Regions from separate parts of the Homo sapiens genome. Here all the other regions are linked to region 2. The links are chromatin loops, found by intact Hi-C in ENCODE. Cell type or tissue: GM12878. All regions are shown on one strand.

The links. A loop is a pair of places that touch in the nucleus more often than their neighbours do. Peaks named below come from ENCODE experiments on the same cell type or tissue, not always from the same donor. Only the 100,000 strongest peaks of a DNase experiment are listed, where the experiment ranks them.
Region 1: a loop joins it to region 2, with 2.2 times the contacts of the local background. A loop is called at or near these places in 2 of 110 quality-filtered maps.
Region 3: a loop joins it to region 2, with 4 times the contacts of the local background. A loop is called at or near these places in 2 of 110 quality-filtered maps.

What each region holds. Positions count from the first base shown.
Region 1 is chr18:5,018,836-5,026,835 of GRCh38, reverse strand. No RefSeq gene overlaps it. Among named protein-coding and RNA genes, the nearest start is that of LINC01892, 58 kb to the left of the region's middle. In GM12878, a CTCF peak has its summit at 3,329 (motif pointing right); a DNase peak (open chromatin) is centred at 3,329.
Region 2 is chr18:4,635,506-4,643,505 of GRCh38, reverse strand. No RefSeq gene overlaps it. Among named protein-coding and RNA genes, the nearest start is that of DLGAP1, 180 kb to the right of the region's middle. In GM12878, no CTCF peak of the experiment used is centred here; DNase peaks (open chromatin) are centred at 2,995, 3,725 and 6,346; H3K27ac peaks cover 1,262 bases.
Region 3 is chr18:4,752,772-4,760,771 of GRCh38, reverse strand. No RefSeq gene overlaps it. Among named protein-coding and RNA genes, the nearest start is that of DLGAP1, 300 kb to the right of the region's middle. RefSeq lists a silencer at 7,362-7,574. In GM12878, no CTCF peak of the experiment used is centred here; a DNase peak (open chromatin) is centred at 4,751.

The DNA.
Region 1 (8,000 bases), 380 kb before region 2:
GCTTAACGTACAGGGCACATTGTCAAGCATTTGGATTTTTTGCTAAAACTTTGGGGTTTGTTTTTCATGCACTAGCTTTATCCAGAGTCAGCAGGAGGAGCAACACCTCTTAATTCAGGGGCGTGCTAGAGCTGGCCAAAATTGACTCACAGAGTTTGTTGTCAAAATTTCAGAAATTTTACACTAGTTGCTAACCACAGCCATCATTAAAATCAAGCTATATAAACGTATAATTAAATATTAAAAACAAAGGCAATAAATGCTAAAAAAAATCATGGCTTCCTAATGATTTTACTCTATTTACTACTATCTATGTCCTTGAGCTAATTTACTCCTTTGCCTGTAAGGTGGAAACACGGGGTGAGAACCTACACACCTCTTTTCAATTATGCACTCAGGAACTTCACATTGGTAGCCTGAAACAAGCCATGGTGGGACTATTTACACCATGGAAATCGGCAAACACAACAAACCCAGGCTGTTTTCTTCTTTCCCAGAGAGCCGATTGTTAGCATTTACCAGCACACCACCGAACACTACTGAGGTTCTCACACAAAAAAAACTTCAGGGGAAGAATCTTTCCAAAGGTCCTCTATCTCAGAAAAAACAAAAAAAGCCCCACAAAAACAAAAAAACAAAATATTTCAACACCCAACATCTGATTAAAAAAAAAAATTAATGTGGGTGGGGTATGAGGCTTGTCAACTGTTTTCAGAGGTCTCCTTGATGAAGGCTGCATGTGGTCTAGCACTTCCTTTGGAAGGTGTTATCTCTTATCCCCTAGGTCTTCGGATGAAACTCACATTTAAAAGGCTGTTATATGAAAAGGACTACAGATGCTATTATGTTCATGTTGCATAATATGAACAATTTTAATTTGCATGTTTAATTCCATACAAAAATTGGCATAATCTGAAAGTCAATGAATATTAGAATTATGCCAACTGTTCCCTATTAATCAATTTTATGTGTGAATTCAACCTAAAACCCTCAACAGTTCTATTTTAGGCATATTGATAATACTGACCAAGCCTAAGTGCTCCAAATTTATTATACCTACTCATATTTATATCTGATTGCATTTGTATGTGCTTTAAAGGCATCATTTCCACTTTCGACATTCAACTCAGCTCAACCACATCAAATGCTAGTTTCAGGAGTCCATGTTCAGAGGTAATATTTTGTGCATATTGTAATAGCTGTATCATGCTGTCATGGCATGGATATTAGTTATTTCTATGGATAAATACCATATAAACTTAGAACATGGACCTGAGAAGCAAGAAATATATTAATAAATAATTTTAAATTTTAGATAAAATAACCCAAACCAGTGGACGTTATAGGGAAGAAAATGAAATCTGCAGGAAGATAAAATCAGAGGAGGAGGAATAATATAAGTTTAAATTAAAAAGGAATAAACATAATAAGAGTGACTTTGAAGTCCTTACCCTAGCATCCATGAAATAGGTGAGGGTCAGTTTTTAGGGTTTAGGAAGTCTGTGAATCTCCTGAAATTGTTCAAATATATGTGTTAATGTAATACCATGAATTTTTCAGAAGAGATTTTTCTTTGTTTTCACTGGATTCTCAGAGGGACTCCAATGACTCCCCAGTAGAAAGAGCCATGGTTTACTACCAATAGCATCACATTAAGACTTCTGAAATCTGAACTACTAAGTCATTCTTTAAATTGAACTATTCCCTTTAACCTCTCAGGCACCCGTGTTTTCACTTATGACCCAGTGTGAGCTCTAAGTTACCATCGTCCCATGGCATGCACAGGGTTGGGGCTTAGGGAGAAAATTAAGTTACACTATTCTTTTCCTGCAGAGTGTGGAATCATATGAAACATAAAACATGTGAGTAAAACAGATGGAAACCAAATTTCAATTTCATGAAAGCTGGATTGGAGAATATGATTTAGATCTACAGCCAAATGTACTTCATTTTACTGCTTTTCTGCTTGGTACATTAATATACCCACCAGAAAAGATATTTTACCCCTCTATAAACTTACTGCCTGGAGGAGCAGAGAATGTATGCATCCTGAGGGCACACTTTCCACAAAAGAGCAACTAGAAGGTACTGAACCAAGTGTCTTCAGGCCCTTTTAAAAAACAGCACCAAAAAGATAAATGAGACAGTTGATAGAGACTATTCTTTTCTTGGATGGTGGCGAGTGGGGAGGCATCAGTTTCTTGCTTTAGGAGACAAGGTGGCAATGCCAGGAGGAGTAAAAAAAGCACTGCCCTATAGACAGATGCCTCTTGGGCATACAAACCCAAAAGGCTGTCTAACAGAATAGCTTGAAAAAAGTCATTTGAGGCAGCTGAATGTGGGACATTTTATGCAAGTCTAAGAAAGTTTAATTTGATCAAACATAAGATGGTTACTTATTTTTTAAAATAAAACTTGATGTAACAAGAAGTGTTTTAGGTAGATTAAACTGTGACAATATTATACAATGTATTAGAGTAGTAACAATAGAAAGAAACAGGCACCAGGTGATAAAATTCATGATGTTAGATTCAAAGGTTTTAAATTTTTGGCAGCAGAAATTAAGATAATTATGGTGATTCCTTGAATGCAAAGAGTAAGAGAGTTACAGAGTGAGAAGAATCAAATGCTTCAGTCTTTAGACTATAAGGATTGAATAGCTGAGAAAGAAAGCTTTTGGGGATAGTGACCAACGATGAGAGGTTTTAATATTTCCATTTTTATTCGCTAAATTAAATTGGTGAATTGAGGTGAGTAACACATATTTTGCAAGTAATGAAACTGAAGCTAATATTAGTTACTACCTATGCAACATTATATTTTAATTTGGGATTTCCAAGTCAGCTCAGGACTCTGTGATTTATTTATTATTTATGCATTGATTGAAATTTATGATTTTTTTTTTTTTTTTGAGACAGAGTCTTACTCTGTCAGCCAGGCTGGAGTGCAGTGGCAGGATCTCAGCTCACTGCAACCTCTGTATCCCAGGCTCAAGCAATTCTCCTGCCTCAGCCTCCCAAGTAGCTGGGATTACAGGCGTGTGCCACCATGCCTGGCTAATTTTTGTATTTTTAGCCGAGATGGGGTTTCACCATGTTGGCCAGACTGGTCTCGAACTCCTGACCTCAGGTAATCCACCCGCCTCTGCCTCCCAAAGTGCTGGGATTACAGGCGTGAGCCACCTCGCATGGCCGAAATTTATGATACTTTACTAGCCATATGACAGTTGCCAATTTATGGCTTCTGCTCCACATTCACCCTTCAATTACCTTCTCCACTGTAATGAAGCATTTCTTTGCAGCAAGTACAATATCAAGCTTTGCCAGTAGAGGGAGCTGGAGGGAGATTGGAGAAAGAGAGAGCTTCCTAGTTCCACAGCTGCTGCTGCGGCTGGTGGTGTGCTGCTTTTCCATGGATTTATCAGCAGTATGTGTGTATATACTGGGATGGGGGTGCATTCAGTGATGCTCTACTCTTGCTGTGTGTCCAGACTGCACAATCATTTTGAAAAGTCCCAACTTGACTCTAGCCTGGTGACCACCTTACATGAACACCATGCACCCAAGACCTCCCAATGATGCCTTGCTGGTGACTGGGCTTTTCACTCCCTGACACACCCTTCGTACATTCACCTGCCAGCCTTAACCTCTGTGCAGTTTCTCTAGTGCTGGTCTCCTGCAGATGCTTTCTCCAGAGATCAGCTGTCGTAGCAGCGTAGTTTTCTCTAACCCTGGGATCCTTCAGGGTACATAAATTTTGCAATAGCACAGCTTTCTCCAGCTCTGGCTTCCTGAGGAGTTACCAGAGTAAGGGATTTTTCTTGCACTGGGCTCCTAAGGGCATGATTCCAGAAGTGTTCAGTGGCCAACAGAACCTCTTGGCACCTTAGAGGGCAGATTTTCAGCAAGAACCACTGGTGAGGTCCTTAAGGACTTCCCAGTATTCAGAGAGGTATGCATTTCAGGCTTGGAGGAGCCCTTCTGTGAGTTCCCTAGTCTTAAGGACATTGGTTTTCCCTTATATCTGTTGCTGTTGTGTTCTTAAGAATCCTCTTTAACTCTCACTAGCCAATTTTCCATTATTCCAATTCCATGCTAATAATTCTACGTTAAACTTTTCTTGCTCAGATTACTGTGTGGTTTCTGTCTGCTACCCGGACCCTAAGTGACAAACAGAGGCACTGACCTTGCAACCTCACTCATCTTTTATCATCCTCTGTCAGTGGCCATTCTGTTTTTCTGTATAAGATTGATTTTACTTTATAATGAGCTCTCCATACCTGAAAAAGAATAAGTGACTTTATTCTGAATTATGTAGATCCTGGAGATCCAACTCATTTATGGAGAATAGTTTCAAGCTGCTGACTTGAGTAGGAGAATTCTTCATGGAATAGAGCAAGAAATAGTGGATCTCAAAGGCAGGAATCTGACTTTTCCTTTGTCAGCAGGCAACTGGCACCAGCTTTTGTCTTTCTTTTCTCTATTTTCTCCTTTCTCGTTTTTATCGCGAGTAGGAAGGAACTGAAAGAATACTACAGGATTGGAATTAGACTGCATGGGACTGGGGGGATAGAATTAATTATGGCAAGCAGAATATTGCTGTTTTTTACGCAAATTCGAATTACTCCAATCAGAAATTGTGACCCGGAAGTGTGGGGTCCTAGGTTCTTATCTTCTGAGAGGAAAGAACTCAACCAAGAGACATGCAGTGATAGTTAAGCATTAGTAAAGTTTATTTAAAATGACAGGACCCCCTGAAATCTGGGTCAGAGTGGGCTGCTTGAGAATAAGACAGCCCAAATTATCACTGTGGAAGCTCCCTTATGGGAGTTTTACATGATTATTCATGAAAGGGGCATGAAGGGATGTTACTAGCAAGCATGTTTTGAGTGGTCCCTGAGATGTGCTTGTGCTGTGGCTGTACATGCCAGTACATATGTCAGTTGTCTCATTAGCATTTTAAATCTTCACCCAGGGGTGTGTTTTTTACTATTTTAATGAGCAAAAGGTTACTTTTAGGGTGAGCCAAATCAAAGTGCACATGCTTGCTACTGGGAAAAGTCCCTACTGAAGTCATTTCCTGCTAGGGCTGGATGAGCTTAACCCCAAGTTCAGATGTGGACATTGTTTTCTTCTGATTGCTAGTGGGGCAAGGTTTCCAGAGCTTGCTTCCTCTGAGACTGCCTTTCCTGCTCATGTTTGTCTGTCTACCTACTCTAACAAGGTTGGTAAGATAAACCCCCAGTGAGATTGCCTAAAAATGAATATGGGGGCACTTAATTGGCAAGCCAGTCTTCTCTTTTTTCCCTTCCATTTCCATACCCCACCACATCCTCTAAGCACTCAGTGTCTTCCGGGTGCTCAAATCTTTCAACACCATTCTGGTCTACTCATCCCTCTTGAAGTAATTTATTCTCCATGATGAATTTTCCTACTTCTTTTCACATCAATAAAAACTCCCAAGTATTGAGCTTGAATTAGCGTAGTGCTTTTTAACATTAATGAGTGAATAGAGCCTATACTTAATACCCTCAAAGTGGAGGTTTTCACCCAAATTAATCTTAATTGGTGGAATTTGGTAAGGGAGACAGTAGTAGGAATATACTGTTGAGAAGCGACCTGGTGATGTTTTTTGCTAGAAGCACAACATTTAGACTAGACTATGAATAGAAGCTCAACATTTAGGTTGAGCAAAAAACATCTCCTCCTTCTTCATCATACCCAGGCTGGATTTCTGAGGGAAAAAAACAAATCCATGAAAATTATTGGTAATTAGCTTGGAGCTGCATGCCACTAAAGCCCTTAGTAGTTACATGAGCAAATAAATGATACTATGATCCTTAGTAGTTACATGAGCAAATAAATGATGCTATGATACTATCATGCTTGGCTTGACAAAAAGAACACTAGAAATTATGAATTTTTAGGACATCTTTTGAGTTATGCATTTGACAAACATTTCTTCTGACAATCTTATTTATCATGCCAAGTTGGTAGATTCAAGTAATTATTTCTCTTTTCTTCGTACAATAAAGTAGTCAAAGAGTTAACTATGCTGCTCCAGATCATGGTCTATGAGGGTATCAAAAATGACTAGAATCTTCAGTCTTTCTATTTGATCACATTACTTTCTATCAGGGGATTTTACTTGGAATTTTTCACATGTGCAACCCATTTTTAAACTTGCAGGTTGGATTTGTGAACTAAGAAAAATAATAATTTGCATGGAAGAGATTTCAAATGCCTGTTGATGGGAAGAATTGCCTTAAAGTGGCATAGAGGATCTCAAGAGGGTTTCAAAGTCACATCACAAGGTGTTTTGATTCTTCTGAACATCAAATAATTTTCACAAAAAGAACATACTTTCAATCTGAAGGTAAAAGAAAGGAAGACAAAAAGCAAGGACTATTAGCAGAGCCTGCTCTAAAAGATGTTGAAAACAATAATAACAGAAAGATGGATTCATTCCGAATGTTTTAATCTGTATTTTAATATAATTGCACAGTGATTTCTCTCCTTATGTTGATTTGGCATATCCAAATTAACCAGGAGTTGGTTTTCTAATTACATACTTGAGGTTTAGAAGAGTGGTGTATATTGAAAAATTAAACAGCAAAATTTTCTAGCACCTTATACATTTGGATTTGCTAAATTAGTCCTGATTGGTTTTTTAAGAAATTCATTTTTATGAAGCAGTGTAGGATGGTTGATCAGTTAAGTTTTCTTCAGGCACAGATAAATAAGAAGCAGTGATTCCTTCATTCATTTATTCATGTATTAATTCTGGAATATCATATGGACATAGAAGAAAAGTGATCATATAACTTATTTCATCAGGCTTTTTATTTTTATTTTTCTTCCTTTTCTTAATTATATGTACATACTTTCCATAGAGTGGGGAATAAGCCTAATAAAGATTTAGGGGCTCAATACATCACTGAAGTTGTTAGGAGTCCAGTGGTCTGAAGCATAGCAAGAAATACTCTTACAGAATAAAAGACAAATTATTGCATTTTGTACTTTCCACCACTAAAATGGACCGATGGAGTTTTTGTTTGTTTTGAGACGGTGTTTCCCTCTGTCGCCCAGGCTGGCGTGCAGTGGCACGATCTCGGCTCACTGCAAACTCTGCCTCCCGGGTTCACGCTATTCTCCCACCTCAGCCTCCCGAGTAGCTGGGACTACAGGCACCCACCACCACGCCCTGCTAATTTTGTTTTTGTATTTTTAGTAGAGACAGGGTTTCACCGTGTTAGCCAGGATGGTCTGGATCTCCTGCCCTCGTGATCCACCCTCCTCGGCCTCCCAAAGTGCTGGGATTACGGGCGTGAGCCACTGTGCCTGGCCCTGATGGAGTTTTTGTTTTGTTTTTTTTTTTGTTTTCCATTCTGGGGGTAGCTTATTATTCCATACTTGGAAATACACCTTTAAGTCATGTAGTAAGTTAAAAGGACGGCTTCCTGCTTTAGTAATGTCTACAGCAGAAAAGAAGTCTGTGTCAGGTCCAGGCTGCAACACCAGTAATGCTACTACTTGGATGACATTGAGAGGTGAAGCCAGCTGAGCTTCTGGGTGGAGTGGGTACTTGGAGAACATTTCTGTCTAGGTAGAGGATTGTAAATGCACCAGTCAGCACTCTGTAAAAACGCACTAATCAGTGCTCTGTGGCTAGCTAAAGGATGGTAAATGCACCAATCAGCACTCTGTAAAAACGCACCAATCAGCACTCTGTGCCTAGCTAAAGGATTGTGAAGGCACCAGTCAGCACTCTGTAAAATGGACCAATCAGCACTCTGTAAAATGGACCAATCAGCACTCTGTAAAATGGACCAATCAGCAGGATGTGGGTGGGGCCAAATAAGGGAATAAAATTTGGCCATAGAGCCTGCTGTGGCAACCCACTAGGGTCCCCTTCCACACTGTGGTTGTTTTGTTCTTTCACTCTTCACAATAAATCTTGCTGTCGCTCACTCTGGGTCTGCACTATCTTTAAGAGCTGTA
Region 2 (8,000 bases):
ACTTGTAATTTTCCACCAGCCTATTGATACATAGGGATGATTAAAGTACTTATATGAGTAGGGGTGGGTCCACATAGTCAAGGTGTTGTATTTCCCACTGTGGTTTCTCCTTTTTACAATACATGTGGAATCTGTAAGACTTCTTAGACTATCATAGGTTATACATTTTAAATCCAATGAATGGATCTGATTATAGTGCTAAAATGAAAAGCCTTTCCAAAGTGTAAATCATTTCTCTCTTGCTTGTTGGAATGGCTTTCTTCTAGAGATTTGGCTTTTACAAAAATGTAATATCTTTGTCATCACATTTTGGCAGTGCATTCTGAAAGCCAAGGTTTTTCAACCTTGGCACTATTGACCTTTAAGGCCAGATAAGTTTTTTTTCTATGAGGGTTGTCCTGTGCATTATAAGATGTTTAGCAACGTCTCTGGCCTCTCTACCTACTAGAATCCAGGAGCACCTGCCCCCAAATTGTGATAGGCATTGTCAAATGTAACCTGGAGAGCAAAACCACCTCTGTTTAAGAAAGAGTACTTCGTTTGTATCACACATGGTTGTTTTCCATATTTAAGATTGACTTCTAAAAAACCTAATTCTTTTTTTTTTAATCAGCCAGTCTTTGACAGACTAAATAACCTAATTCTAAAATTGATATTTAAGGAACATTTTTTTTCTGGATAGAATTTGCCTTTCTTTCTCACAAGTAAATACATGGGTTTAACAATGATTTTATGAATTTAGCATTGAAACATTCTCCAGGATCCAACCCTGGTCTTTGTTACATTGTATCATTTTGAATACCTTCCCAGTTCTCAAGACTATATATTTTAGATGCAAAGTTCCCATTCTTGTGAATACACTGCGCCTCAGGTGATTTTTCATTGCTTTCCAGGAAAGCTGTAAAAATTACTGAAGTTATTTTTGAGCCAAATAACACTTAAAGGCATCCTTCACATGTCTAAGTCACTCACATTTGTCACTGATTTCAGAGTTCCTTTTAGGTTAGGTCCATTCTGTTAGAATGTAGATGAACAAGAACAAAGTTGCATGGGCAAAGGTGAGAAGAAGGAAAAAGAACTGTCATTTAAATTGCTTTCTTAACCTACTGCTTGATAAATTCTCTTTTTTTTTTTTTTTGGAGTACAGTGTTGCTATCATACACCACTTACATTTTAGTCAGGGACTGAAATAAAAGAGTGAAGAGATCCCAGAATAGAGTGTGAGCCATTTTTTTGAAATGCCTTGGAGTAATTTTCATAATACCCTAGAACACAGCTTCACGGATGTTTTTGACATCTGGGATGACAGGAACCAGATAAAGATGCTTGCCTTTCAGACTTTGCTAAAGTGATTGCTTTCCCTAAAGGAAATCCCTAAGGAGATATCATCCTGGTAATGACCATAATGAGGTGCAGCACCCAATTACCCGAAACCATAGATTCTGAAGGGCTTGACTCTTCCTCTGCAGAGGCACTGCCAGCATCGGCTCAGCAGAATGGGAGACTTGAGCAGTGCATAACAAGCGCAATGGTTGTTACCATTGGCCATTCAGTCCTCTAGGCAGGGTGACAGCCACAAAGCAAGCTGTATTTATCATTGCTAGAATTAGTCCAAGCCTCCAGGGTTAGCTTGCTTCTGTTCTAACATTACCAGGGGTCAGCAGCTGCAGAAGCAGAGGGTCAATTTGCTAAGCCTTGTTTTTCTATCACGATGGCAGAGATAAATGCCATGAAGTACATGAATGAATTCTGGGGACTCCCCTTCTCAAGATCTTTCCTGCAGGCTTTATGCCAATTATATTCATTTGGCAAATAAGCAGCTCTGGAGAAAGATTCCGGTACTGTCAGGCAGTTTAGGACTACACTTATAGATCATTTAGCTAAATCTCTCATTTTGTGGGTGAGATGAAGAGCAGTTGTGTACCCTTGGCCAAGTCTGCATGACCTACTCTACGAAGAACCCGGATGGTTTAACTACCTAAATGAAAAAAAAAAAAAAAAAAAAATATATATATATATATATATATATATATATACCACACACTTTCTATGCTTTAGTGTGATTTTGGATGGCATGGGGCAGAGAGGGTGTCTCAGTCAGCTTGGGCTGTCATAACAAAATACCATAGAGTAGGTGGATTAAACAACAGGAATTCATTTCTCATGGTTTTGGAAGTTGAAAGTCCAAGATCAAGGGGCCAGAAGGGTCAGTGTCTGGTGAGGGCTCTTTTCTTAGGTAACAGACAGCTGCCTTCTTGTGTCCTCAGGCAGCTGGAGAGAGAAAGCAAGCTCTCTAGTGTTTCTTCTTTCTTATAAGGGCATTAATCCCTTCGTGGGGGCTCTACCCTCATGACCTTATCTAAAACGAATTACTTCTCAAAAATCCCATCTGCAAATACCATCACATTGGAGCTTAGAACTTCCACATATGAATTTGTTGGGGACATAATTCAGTCCATAGCAGGGGGAGAGGAACAGTTTCGGGACATGGGCCTCTCGGAAATGGACAGACCTGGGATGAAGAATCTTTGGATTATTACAAAGTGGTATGACAATGCTAGTTGGGTCAGGGGCTGCCAAGAGGGAGGAAACTATCCCAGGTAGTTTGACAACATGTAGGCAAAATTCATGATTTGATTTTGAACCTGACAGAAACCACTGCTCCACTTCACAGGGAACAGCAGGTGTACATGCAGCTGATGTCTGTCTGTGCTGGCACCTGCCTATGGTCACAGCTTTTTAATGGCATTGAAATTAGCAACTCTCTTCTTTCTGCATCCTGCTACATCTCCCAATATTGATTACCTTTAATTAAAATGGATATTAATTTCCTCTTAATATGACAATATCTCCAACTTATTTTATTCACCTTTCTCTCAACCTCATATAATACATGAAATGCTTTCTTTTCAGAGCTGTGCAGAATTCCCTGGAGGACAGCAACCAGTACCCCATTGTGCTAACCACAAAGGAACCCAATGAGGTAGCTGGTGGCTATGGTACAATTAGCATCAGCTAGGAATTCCCCTCGGGCTCCTTCCCTCCCTTTCATCTCCCTTTAATCTTTCTGTAGCTCCTGCCAATGGCCTTTTTTGGGGGGTCTATGTTTGCTCCTTCTCTGCCCTACTTTTTATCTCGTACACTGCAGTCAATGTTAGCACACTCTTATTTTCATTATTTGAAGCTGTCCAAGCATTCATATCTGGATTCAGTCTGGCATTTGAAAGAAATATAATGGTTTCCAAAGTCATGGTTATCATGTGATACAGATAGACATCTGCATATGCCAGGAATCTTAAAGACTACTCCTCAAATACATTTGTCATAATTTGTAGAAAATGTCACTGATAAGCATCTTCCAAACGTGCTTTTCTGGTTACTTGTAGCTTTTGTTATCGCTTATAATTCAGATAAGCTAGGTACTAGTTTATTTTGTGAAAGCGTAAGGATCCAGACAAAAAGTGTCATTGGTTTTAAGTTGTCCTGATGTTAATTCTACATACATCACTATAAACACTAGATTACCAATTTGTTCTTTTTGTGTCATTGTTAAAGTCTGCTCAATGACTCACCATGAAATCCCCTCAAAATTATCCAAATTTGGCTTCTTGGCTGTTTCCTTTTTGAGTTAAATAACCACCTAGGTCACTGCAAGTCTCTACTAATTATACACAAGAACATCTGTTCTTTAGTCAGACACAACTCCTCCCAGTTTGGCATTGACCACTCTCGTTTCGGGCTGCTTCTCTTGCATGGCAAGAGTCAGCTTATGCAAAGCATCATCACTGCTCCCACAATTAAGAATTGCCTGTGGCCGACCTCTTACTTGTGGGTCCCAGATAATTGTTAAAATGATAATAAACTCTCAACCAGTGAAGAACTGAGATAGAACATTAGATAGGACAGCTGGGAGTTCCCCTTGGGTTCCTCCCTCTCTTAATCTTTTTGTAGCTCCTGCCAGAGGAAACCAAATAAGATGCTGCCTGGAAAATGATCAATGTGGAGTCTGCAGAATAGCAGACTGATGCAATATAAAAAAGAGATAATTTCACAGCCTGTTTTTTAAAGTATAGTGATACTGGCTGTGGGGATGGCAGCATTTATTCATTCAATCAATATTTACTGAGTGTCCACCATCTGTTAGGCACGGGGCTAGGTGCTGAGAATAAAGCTGTGAAGAAACTAAAAAACAAAATAAAACAAATCCCAAAGAGCAGAGAATACTTCTCACTGTCAAATGTTTGTGGCATGCTTTTAGTACTACCCATAGAATTTGTGTTAAAATAGACTCTAGAGAACTCAAAGGCAAAGTAACAAAATGAAGGAAAGCACAGGCTGCTTGATTTTACGCTCTGTTGCTTACTATATGTAAATTTTGGGGCCTTACTTTCCTAATCTGCAAAATAAGGATATTAATTTGCGTGCCTCATAGAATCCTGTCATAATTGTGTCATAATTAAGCTAGTTAATACAGATAAGTATCCTAAATAGTGGCTGACATATAGTAAGTGTTCAATAAAATCAGGTAAAATCTAATTCAGAGATACGCTGTGATGAAAAGGATCCTATGCAATGTGTGAGTTCAATGGGAAAGATTGTCATGCTTGATTAGTAATGCTTGCCGCAAACAGCATGGTGAGTGGCGGTGCGTACGCCACTTATACATCTTCTCTGCTCTGCCCCTCACCTTACAGATGAAGCTGAAATCCAGAAAGATTAAGACATATAACTAAAATGACACGCCTAATTAGTAACAAAGCTGGAACTATAATTTACATTGCTATGCTAATTTTTGTAGACCTATAAATCATTTAATATAGGCAAAGAGATGATTTTCAGACAAGGCTACACAAATAATTTTTCAAATAAGGAAGGGAAAATCTCTACCATGTATATACATGATATCAATATCCAGAGGAACTAAGAAGAGAGTAGTTAATCTGACTTGCTGGATTTACACATTTTAGAGATGAGTTCCAATATTTAACTATTGAGCATGTTCTCTACCTGTTGCATTATTTTTCCTTTATCAAGGCTTTTAAAAATAACTGTTTAAATTCAACCTAAAGTCATTTTCATCCACTTTTCCATGATATCGTGAAATTTTTCTCAAGCGATATGCATAGGAACTTTTGGGGTCATAACGACGTGCACAAACCGGTTGGTTCTAATGGTTAGGTTTACTTATATAAGCTGGCAGCCTTGACAGCACACACTATTTTTGTTGTTTCAAATTACAGCGTATTTAGTAATAGGTCTAGGTAGAAAATTAAATGACCCCATTAAACCTAGTCACTGAATCTTTATCTATTCCTGTGTTCACAAAATAAATAGTTTTTTCTTTCTTTGTAGCTGGGGAAATTAAGACACAGAAAAGTGAATTTTCTGTGAAATGAGCCGTAAGAAGCAGAAGCAAACCCATGAGAACAGGCTTCTCCTCCTGTGTGTTAGCTGTGCAGCCTCTTATCAGTTGCCCTACATTTTACTCTTGGCAGAGAACATGGGGAATCCATGGGTGAACGCTTGTAAGGCAAAGTGTTATGTCTCTTTGTTTCAGAGACAACGAAAAATTGTACAATATAGTGTTGTCAATATGTGAAGCTAAGCTTTTTTAGCTGTAGTATGCTAATAGAGCTGACACTATCAGGTACATAGTGGGTGCCAATAAATTGCTATGAAATTAAAATTAATAAGGAATGCTATATTTAAAAGATGAACAGACACACACATTTGTACTTCACTGAGAAGTAATGAACAGCCACCCCATATCCAAGACCCATGGGATTTATTAATTCATGCAGGGATAGGTATTTCATGAACACACATAGGTTGGTGCAAACGTAATTGTGGGTTTTGCCATTTAAAAGTAAAGGCAAAACCTGCACTTACATTTGTACCAACCTAATATAAATACACACACACTCACAAGCAGAGGGTGTTCTGTCTCATAGCAGAAATTCTACATAAAATAAAATCGTACTAAATGATAATGTAAGCATTTCAATAACTAGGTAGAAAAAATAACAGAAGTGAATTATTAAATAGTTTCTCTATTGCTCACAACTTCACAAGAGATAGAAGCATGAATACTCGGACAATGACAACAAAATCTCCAAAGCCTTATATAGCTAGTGTTACTGCTGTTTTTGTCTTTCTTGCATAGATTTCCAAACATCCTCCCCAGTTTACTTTAGGAGAATTATCTTTCCCCGCATTTTGTATGGTTTTGAAGGGAGGCTCATTCCATGTGTCCACTGCCTATGGGTGTAATGAGGCGTCACTGGGAGTGGCTTGTGAGAGCAGCTGAACTACTCAGAATCTCTCTCGTGGGATGCTGCAGTGAGTGACACACTCATCTTGCAGTGGCAACGTGCCAATGGTGGCTTGTCCTGTTGCTGCCTTTGAGACAGCCCTGTTTCCTGCTTCCTGAGTCTTGTTCATTGACCAGTTTCCAAGCTAAATCTGGCAGTTTCCTCTATTTTGTTAACATCTTAATGAGGTATGATAAACATACAATACAGTGCACATATTTTAAATATGCATTTTATAAGTTCTGACATATAGACACTCGTGGAACCATCACAGCAATCAGTATCCATCTTCCCCAAAGTTTTGTTGCACCCTGTGTTGACTCCCTGGTCTCCTAGTTCCAGGCAACCACTGCTCTGCTCGATGTCACTTTTTGTTATTTTCCATGTGATCTGCTCTCTGCCTTTTTGATTATTTTGCATGTGCTGAAATTATTTAATCTGCTTTTTGATCATTTTGCATCTGATCTGCTCTCTGTCACTTCTGTGTATTTTGCATGTGCTGAAATCTTGTATGAATAGAATCATACAATATGAGTGTGTTTTTCTCTTTCTTCTTTTACTCAATATAAGCATTTTGAAATCCATCCATGTTTTGGTGTGTGTCTGTAGTTTATTCCTTTTTATTGCTGGGTATGATACTATTGTATAAATACATAATAGTTTGTTTATACATTCGCCTGTTGATAGAAATTTGGATTTTTATTTCAAGTTTTAGGATATTAAAAATGAAGTTGTTATGATCGTTTATGGACTACATTTTATACAGGCACGTGCTTTCGTTTCTCTTGGATAAATACCTACGAATGGAATGGCTACATCATATGGTATGTCTGTTTTTTAAAAATTTAAAACCAGCCTAATTGTTTTCCAAAATGGTTGTGCTGTTTACATTCCCACCAGCAGTATACAAAAGTTCCAGGTCCTCACAGCTTTCCCAATACTTGGTATGGTTAATCTTATTAACTTTAGCCAGTCTACAAAGTGTACAAGGTTGACTCATTGTGGTTTTAATTTGAATTGATATAATGACTAATAATGTTGAGTATATTTTATGTGCTTATCCTCCCATATATTATTCTTTAAGGAGTGCCTGTTCAAATCATTGTCCCATTTTTTTATTGGGTTATGGGGTTTTTAGGGTTTTGAGTTCTGTATATATTCTGGGTAGAAGTTTGGCTTTTTTCAAATTAAATATATGATTTGCAAAGACTTTCTTACAGCTTGTGCCTTTTTACTCTGTTAAGTGTCTAAAGTAAAAGTTTTTACTTTTGATTAACTCCAGTTTAGCAAGTATTCTTCTCTTTTGAAACATTTATTTGTATTTATTTATTTTTTATAATTTAATTATAGGCTTATACAATTTAATTTGTATTGATACATAATAGATGTCCATATTTTCAAGGTACATGTGATCATTTGATACATTCATATAATCAAATTGGGGTAATTGAGGTATTCATCACCTTAAATATTTATCTTTTCTGTATGCTAGGAACATTTGAATTATTCTCTTCTATGTGTTTGAAATGTACAATAGATTAATGTTAACTATAGCCGCCCTATTGATACATTGAACACCAGTTCTTATTTCTTCTATCAAACACTATATGTGTAACCATTAATCAACCTCTCTTTATTCATCTCTTTTCCCTACCCTTCCTGGTATCTGGTAACCATCAATCTATTCTC
Region 3 (8,000 bases), 120 kb before region 2:
CTCATCTCCTTCCCTATGAAGTGGGAGCCCTGGCTGGATGTGCCGTGTGTGAGATTCCATGCCTGTGGATCAGGCATTCTGTAAGTTCCAGTTAGTGGTGCTGAGTGAGGCTCTGCAAACAGGCTCTGCGAAATTAACACCAGAATAGGGTTCTATTCCTATAAGAATAAACAACTGGCTTTTCCAAGATAGAGGGGGACTCTTGTAGTCAACTTGCCACCAAATGCTGGTTGGTCTTCTCAAGGAAGAGAGTCACTTCAGGGAAGAGCACTAGTGTCTGTGACTGACAGGCTGGACCTTCAGAGACAACAGCCATTAGATCAGCCTAGATAAGTAGAAATTCATGTTTTGGGCCTTATATGTAGCATCCATCTCTGTCACTGTGGCCACTACATTCACATGCTCATCGTGATGATGACAAAGTTTAGCTAATGTCAACGGACTGAGTCATTTTGTTATTATCTGGATGTTCAACCCCTCTTTCATTTTGAATGGTTTCTGATGATGCTTTGGATTTCAAAGAATCAATACCAATTCAGGCTCGGTGTCCAGGAGTCTCCAGTATGTTTGAGTATTTCTCTTTCCCTAGTAGAGTCACCAAAGTAATGACCATAAGTCCCTTTGGGAAAGAAAAAATGGGGAAACATTTGAATGTATACTGGCTACAGTTTTGGAAATTCCTGCCATCTAGTTAGGGGATTCTGGATCTGAACAAGTGATTATGATATTTTATTGAGGCAACTGCCCTCAGCCTCTTGCTGTGTGATTCTTGCCTTTGTCTGGCTACAAAGATAAGCATCTTCTTTGTTGACTGCCAGAGTATTTTGCCTCTAGGGATGCTGAGCTCTAGTCACCATCTCCATACCTCCATGTGAGTCAATTCATATTCACTACCCCTCTGAATTTTGCAGTTGTTAGAGGAGCTCCAGCATCCCAGATTCTGATAGGTAAGCACCACCACATGGTCCTCACGCCCCAAACCCCTTGAGCACATAGGTATTAATAAACCCAGCCCCGCAGAAGCCTCTCCTGCTCTCAGTCTTCGCATCAGAGCAGAACTATCACTGCCACTTTAGTGATGCAGGTGGCGTCTCCCTGGCCCCCTGCATCCAGCACCCTGAAAAATCCATTCCCAGGGACACTGCCTTAGTGATTACTGCTATGTGCAATTTGATTTTGTAGTCCCTTCAGTATATAATCTGTTTCCTTCTTTCTCAGGCCTAGTATATGCTGGGCTTTAATTCTATTATCAGCCTGGCACCCAGGAGAAGAGGTGAGAGTAGCTCTTGAGGGAGGCACGATACCTTTGTGGGGACCTGCACCATCTTCTAGCACGGAGGAAGTGCTAGCCGCTAGAAGAGAAGGGTAGATCACGTCTGCAAGCTCTGAGGGTTAAGTTCCACAGAGTCAAACTCCCAAGGAACACCTGTCTGGATGTCATATCCCACGTTTCAGGGTGCCAGGTTTTCTCAACCAAGGCTCCAAACTTAGCACAGACTGCCTTGGCTGAGCATGTAAACTTCTCCGGAGCTCTGTCTCATCAAGTGAACCTGCTCCTGAGCTGAGTCAGACCTCTCACTACAGGAGACAATGGGCTCTTTGAAAGAGACCAAAAAGGCCCTCTGGCTCTCACTCTTATTTTTAATTGTTTGTTCCTGGCCCTCTGTTTCTCATTACGCCTCTGCTGAGTCTCAATACAACTTAGCAATAATCAGCCAGCTCTGCCATCCTAGTAGCAATTGCTCCTCATATCTTTCAAGTATCTGAACCGTTGCCCTGGAAAGGGCATCCCCTCCACCAGGATGTTTTCCCAAGTCAACAACAAAGAGTTCTGCAGCAATTGGGCCACTGTTTATGTGAGGGTCTATGTGTGCCCCACTCCACTCAGCATGATATCCATCTTGTCTACTGGGCAGTGAGTGAGGTAGCCCCAAGCTCTCTCTTCAAGCCCTGTTTTTTAATACCCACACTGGAACCAACTATGTTAGTCTGAATCCTCCAAAAAGCAGGCAGCACGGTGGGATCTGACATGCAGGGCATTTATTGAAAAAATGCCAGGAGGGACCATAGGAAGAGTAGGAATGTGCAGGAAGAGGCGTGGTCTGACACTTATGAAAGGAGATGGGGTGGAGGGCAGTGGAGGAGAGGGAAGAAAGAGCATCAGCTACAGAGCAGTTTCAGGACATGTTCCACCTGGCTGAATCAGAGTCCTCAAGAGAAGTCACCTGTCTGGCAGGAGTGGCCCTGCACTAGTGCCCCACTGCTCAGTCCTTGGCTGGGAGAAGCCTTGGGGTGGGGGGCTTGGCATTAACATGGTGGGAGTCCAGAGAACCCAGCGGCCAGGAGTTGTGGTCAGCTATGCTCCCCACAGCAGAGCTGAGCAGCAGGCACTTTTCCCATGCCACCAACAATGACTGTAATTGGTTCCTGATGAATGGTTAGCACATACTGAGCATTTGCTATATGCCAGGCACTGTGCTAACAGCTTTTGAATGCATCTCTCCTTTTAATCCTCACAACATGTGTAATGATCAACCCTGTTTTTCAAAATTGAACTGAGGCTTAGAAAGGTTAAGTAATTTGCCAAAGGTCATGAGGAGTTGGTCCTCTTACAATAATCCTATGCAACTTTCCATTAAAACAATTTTGTATGTATTGATCAACCACATATTCTGTTTCTGAAGGTCCACCAAATTTTTGGACTATAATAGTGAGCCATGCAGCCTGGGCCCTCCCATCACAGACTTTAAATCTAATAAGGGAAATAGATCTGCAAATACACAATTTTAATATGGTTGGGTACTGCATCGGAAGGCCCTCAGGATGTCATGCATGAAAGGGCTCCAGGAGGATATGATATCAAACTGTGACTGAAGGGTGGATAGCATTCAGCCTGGTGAGAAAAGGTGAGCATAAGAGAGTACTAAGCAAAGGACACAGTATACACAAATGCTTACAGACCAAAGAAAGCATAGCGCCTTCAAGGTATTTTGTGATAATGGACATCCTTGCATGCTGTTAGTAATTTCAAACTTTGACCTATATGGGCATGCATAGAACCTGAGTAATGAGCAAAAACGAAAGAACCTCATATTCTCAAAAAGAATGTATGAAATAGCATAAACATTGCCATGTGAAGGAGAACTTGACAAAAAAAAAAAAAACCATGGAATTGAATTGCATTATATTAATTCAATTAACTTCTGTTTTGTTTTTTGAGAGTCTCCCTCTGTCACCCAGGCTGGAGTGCAGTGGTGCAGTCATAGCTCACCGTAACCTCGACCACCTGGGCTCAAGCTATTCTCCTGCCTCAGCCTCCCAAGCAGCTGAAACTGTAAGTGCATGCCACCGCACCCAGGTAATTTTTTATTTTTTATTTTTTGGTAAAGACAGGTTCTTACTATGTTGCCCAGGTTGATCTGTAGCTCCGGGCCTCCAGTGATCCCTCCTGGCCTCTCAAAGTGCTGGGATTACAGGCATGAGCCACTGCCCTAGCCCTAATTCACTTAAGAAGTTTTAAACCTGTCCTATTTGATTATTATGATGAATTTCCTGGTTGAAATTGCTCCCCTCCAACTGACTGCACATTATGCCCCATGCTGACATCTCTAAAGTAACACACAGGTTATTTGACTCTGATCCTCAGAGAATCAAACTTTGTATCTTGATCTTCAACATCCTTTAGAAGAAAGGAATTTCCAGTTAAAGTGACATAAAGAGGTTGGTGATTCTTCCGATAGAACTGTCAAAACTGTCAAAAACAACCATTTTCTGGCACTAGAAATTGACCAGGGCAGAAAAGTTGAAGCATTTGTTCTTGAAAAACTGATAGACCTCCAGGAAAGGACAGATGACCTTGCCTAGGGAGCCCTTCTCACCTCCTAGTCCTTAAGGTGGAAAGGGAAGGTTTTCAAGATGATATTGAGCACAAAGTCAGCAGCTTTGCTGCCAGGAGGGGTGCTCTCCTTGGATCTGGAGGCAAAAATCTGAATTTGGGGGATAAAGGTGACAGATTTTTATCTAAATGGGAAATAATCCAATCACATATTTTGTGTGATAAAGAAAATATAGTATAGACATACAATATAATACCACTAAGTATATAAAGGAACGAACTACTGATACAAGCTGCAACATAGGAAAACCTGAAAAATGCCATGCCAAATGAAAGAAGCCACTCACAAACCACATATGTTATGTGAATCTATGTAAAATATCGAGAAAGGGCAACACTGTAGAGACAGAAACTGATTAGTTGTTTGCCTGGGGTGGGGGTCAAGGACTGACTGCAAAAAAAGACCTTAGGAAATATTTTGGGGTAGATAGAACTGTTCTAAAACTGGATTATGGGAATATTTGCACAGCTGTATACATCTGCTAAAACTCACCAAACTTTATACTTAAAGTATTAATTGTACAAGTTATACTTTAAGTATAAAGTGTACTTTTAACTCGATAAAGCAAAAGTTGGTGCATTTTATAGTATGCAAGTTATACCTCAATAATGGTGTTAAAAATTCTCCAAAATCTTGCTTCATGTACACATCCAGACAACTTCCTGAGACCATCCACCCTCCCTGCCAGGCAGAGACTTTGTCCAAGCTGACCTCCCTGCTGTGTCTCCTCTTCTTCTCCGGCAGCCACAGCACACTCATCCTGTAAGCAGGTGGTACAGCCAGCATGCTGCCCTGCTCTGCTGAGCTGAGCATGGGTAAGACTTACTAAAATGATAACTTCCACTTTTACTGCAAGAAGCCCTGTGTTTGCTGTAGCGGGCTGAAAAGATGCTGTCATTTTTCACATTTCCTCTTTCATGAAAACTTCAGAGAACACGGCCCAAGTCCCATTCTCTTCACTAAGCCTTCCCTGGCTATTCTAGTTCACAGTGATTTACAGCGAAATAAGGAGTCATTCTCTAATCATTTTATTCAACATCCTTTCAACAATTTTATTGAAAGCCTAGTATGTGCTGAATACTATTAAGGAGCTAGAGAAAAAGTTCCTACCTCCATGGAATCTATATTCTAGCAATTTATGGTACTGATTGTATATGGTACTATATCCATGAAATTCTGTCTGTGCTACTTTTGTTTCCATTGTTATAGTGTAATTTGTTATTTGAGAATGGAGGCTCTCTTACATCTTTTTCCATTATCACTAACACTGTCTTTAATGCAGTGTAAACCAAATGGTAAGTGTTTAAGGAATATTTGTATATGACTTATTCAGAGATTAAGTAATAATAATCTGCACCAAATTCTGAGAACTAACTGTATGCTATGTACTGATCTGCTTTATTTACGTGATACCATTTATGATTCCTGTAATATTTGAGATTTGTATTATTTCAATTTACTGATGAAAAAATTAAAATGGAAAGAAATCAAGCAACTTTCCTGAAGTCACATAGGTAGTAGATGATGGAAATATGGCTCAATTTTAAGAGTGTCTCATTCCAAAACTTTGCTTTTAGCCATATGCTATCTCCATGGCACATTTTAATTTATCTTTTTTGTAGTTATATAAACATCTTTATTTAAAGCCATCAACATACTACATGGTGTTTCAGTTTTGAAGTGGTAAGCATTTAACAGCCAAATATATGTATTGAAATTAACTGTTTGGAGACAATACTCCATGGATCTCTCACGATTTTGCATGTCTTAAGAGAACATGTACTTTGATCTAGGCTAACTTTCCAAGGATTATTACATAGCAAACAGCCTTGAAAAACAGAATTGTCCCTCTCTGGAGCAGATGGAAGATGTTTTCACTGTCTAGCTACAGGGGTGTCCAATCTTTTGGCTTCCCTGGGCTACATTGGAAAAAGAATTGTCTTGGGCCACACATAAAACACACTAACATTAAATGTTAGACCTAAAACCATAAAAACCCTAGAAGAAAACCTAGGCAATACCATTCAGGACATAGGCATGGGCAAGGACTTCATGTCTAAAACACCAAAAGCAATGGCAACAAAAGCCAAAATTGACAAATGGGATCTAATTAAACTAAAGAGCTTCGGCACAGCAAAAGAAACTACCATCAGAGTGAACAGGCAACCTACAAAATGGGAGAAAATTTTTGCAACCTACTCATCTGACAAAGGGCTAATATCCAGAATCTACAATGAACTCAAACAAATTTACAAGAAAAAAACAAACAACCCCATCAAAAAGTGGGCGAAGGACATGAACAGACACTTCTCAAAAGAAGACATTTATGCAGCCAAAAAACACATGAAAAAATGCTCATCATCACTGGCCATCAGAGAAATGCAAATCAAAACCACAATGAGTTACCATCTCACACCAGTCAGAATGGCGATCATTAAAAAGTCAGGAAACAACAGGTGCTGGAGAGGATGTGGAGAAATAGGAACAATTTCACACTGTTGGTAGGACTGTAAACTAGTTCAACCATGTGGAAGTCAGTGTGGCGATTCCTCAGGAATCTAGAACTAGAAATACCATTTGACCCAGCCATCCCATTACTGGGTATATACCCAAAGGATTATAAATCATGCTGCTGTAAAGACACATGCACATGTATGTTTACTGTGGCACTATTCACAATAGCAAAGACTTGGAACCAACCCAAATGTCCAACAATGATAGACTGGATTAAGAAAATGTGGCACATATACACCATGGAATACTACGCAGCCATAAAAAATGATGAGTTCATGTCCTTTGTAGGGACATGGATGAAGCTGGAAACCATCACTCTCAGCAAACTATCCCAAGGAGAAAAAACCAAACACCACATGTTCTCACTCACAGGTGGGAGCTGAACAATGAGAACACATGGACACAGGAAGGGGAACATCACACAATCACACACCAGGGCCTGTTGTGGGGTGGGGGGAGGGGGAAGGGATAGTATCAGGAGATATATCTAATGTTAAATGACGAGTTAATGGGTGCAGCACACCAACATGGCACATATATACATATGTAACAAACCTGCACGTTGTGTACATGTACCCTAAAACTTAAAGTATTAAAAAAAAAACTAACATTAATGATAGCTGATGAGCTAAAAAAAAAATCACAATAAATCTCATAGTGTTTTAAGAAAGTTAATGAATTTGTATTGAGACAGATTCAAAGCCGTCCTGGGCCACATGTGGCCTGTGGGCTGCAGGTTTGACAAACTTAGTCTAGTATAATAAAAGTAATGCCATTTTCCAGGACAAAAATGTCTGTCAGTGAGAGGTGAAGCCGGCTGGGCTTCTGAGTCGGGTGGGGACTTGGAGAACTTCTCTGTCTAGCTAAAGGATTGTAAACACACCAATCAGTGCTCTGTGTCCAGCTAAAGGTTTGTAAAGGCACCAATGAGCACTCTAAAAATGGACCAATCAGCACTCTGTAAAAAGGACCAATCAGCGCTCTCTAAAATGGACCAATCAGCAGGATGTGGGCAGGGCCAAATAAGGGAATAAAAGCTGGCCACCAAGCCAGTAGTGGCAACCTGTTAGGGTCCCCTTTCACACTGTGGAAGCTTTGTTCTTTCGTTATTCACAATAAATCTTGCTGCTGCTCACTCTTAGGGTCTGCACTACCTTTATGAGCTGTAACACTCGCCATGAAGGTCTGCAACTTCACTTCTGAAGCCAGCGAGACCACAGACCCACCTGAAGGAACAAACAACTCCGGATGCGCCACCTTTAAGAGCTGTAACACATTGCAAAGGTCTGCGGCTTCACTCCTGAAGTCAGTAAGACCACGAAGCCACCAGAAGGAAGAAACTCCAGACGCATCTGAACATCTGAAGGAACAAACTCTGGACACACCATCTTTAAGAACAGTAACACTCAACCACGTGGGTCGGAGGCTTCATTCTTGAAGTCAGGGAGACCAAGAACTCACCAGAAGGAACCAATTCTGGACACATCAGGTTTGTTTACAGTCCATTATAAAATAACAGGGTTTCTCAAGTTCTGGCTTCCTCAACTGGGACACAGAGCCCACTCGGTGTACAGCATTGACCTGACCTGC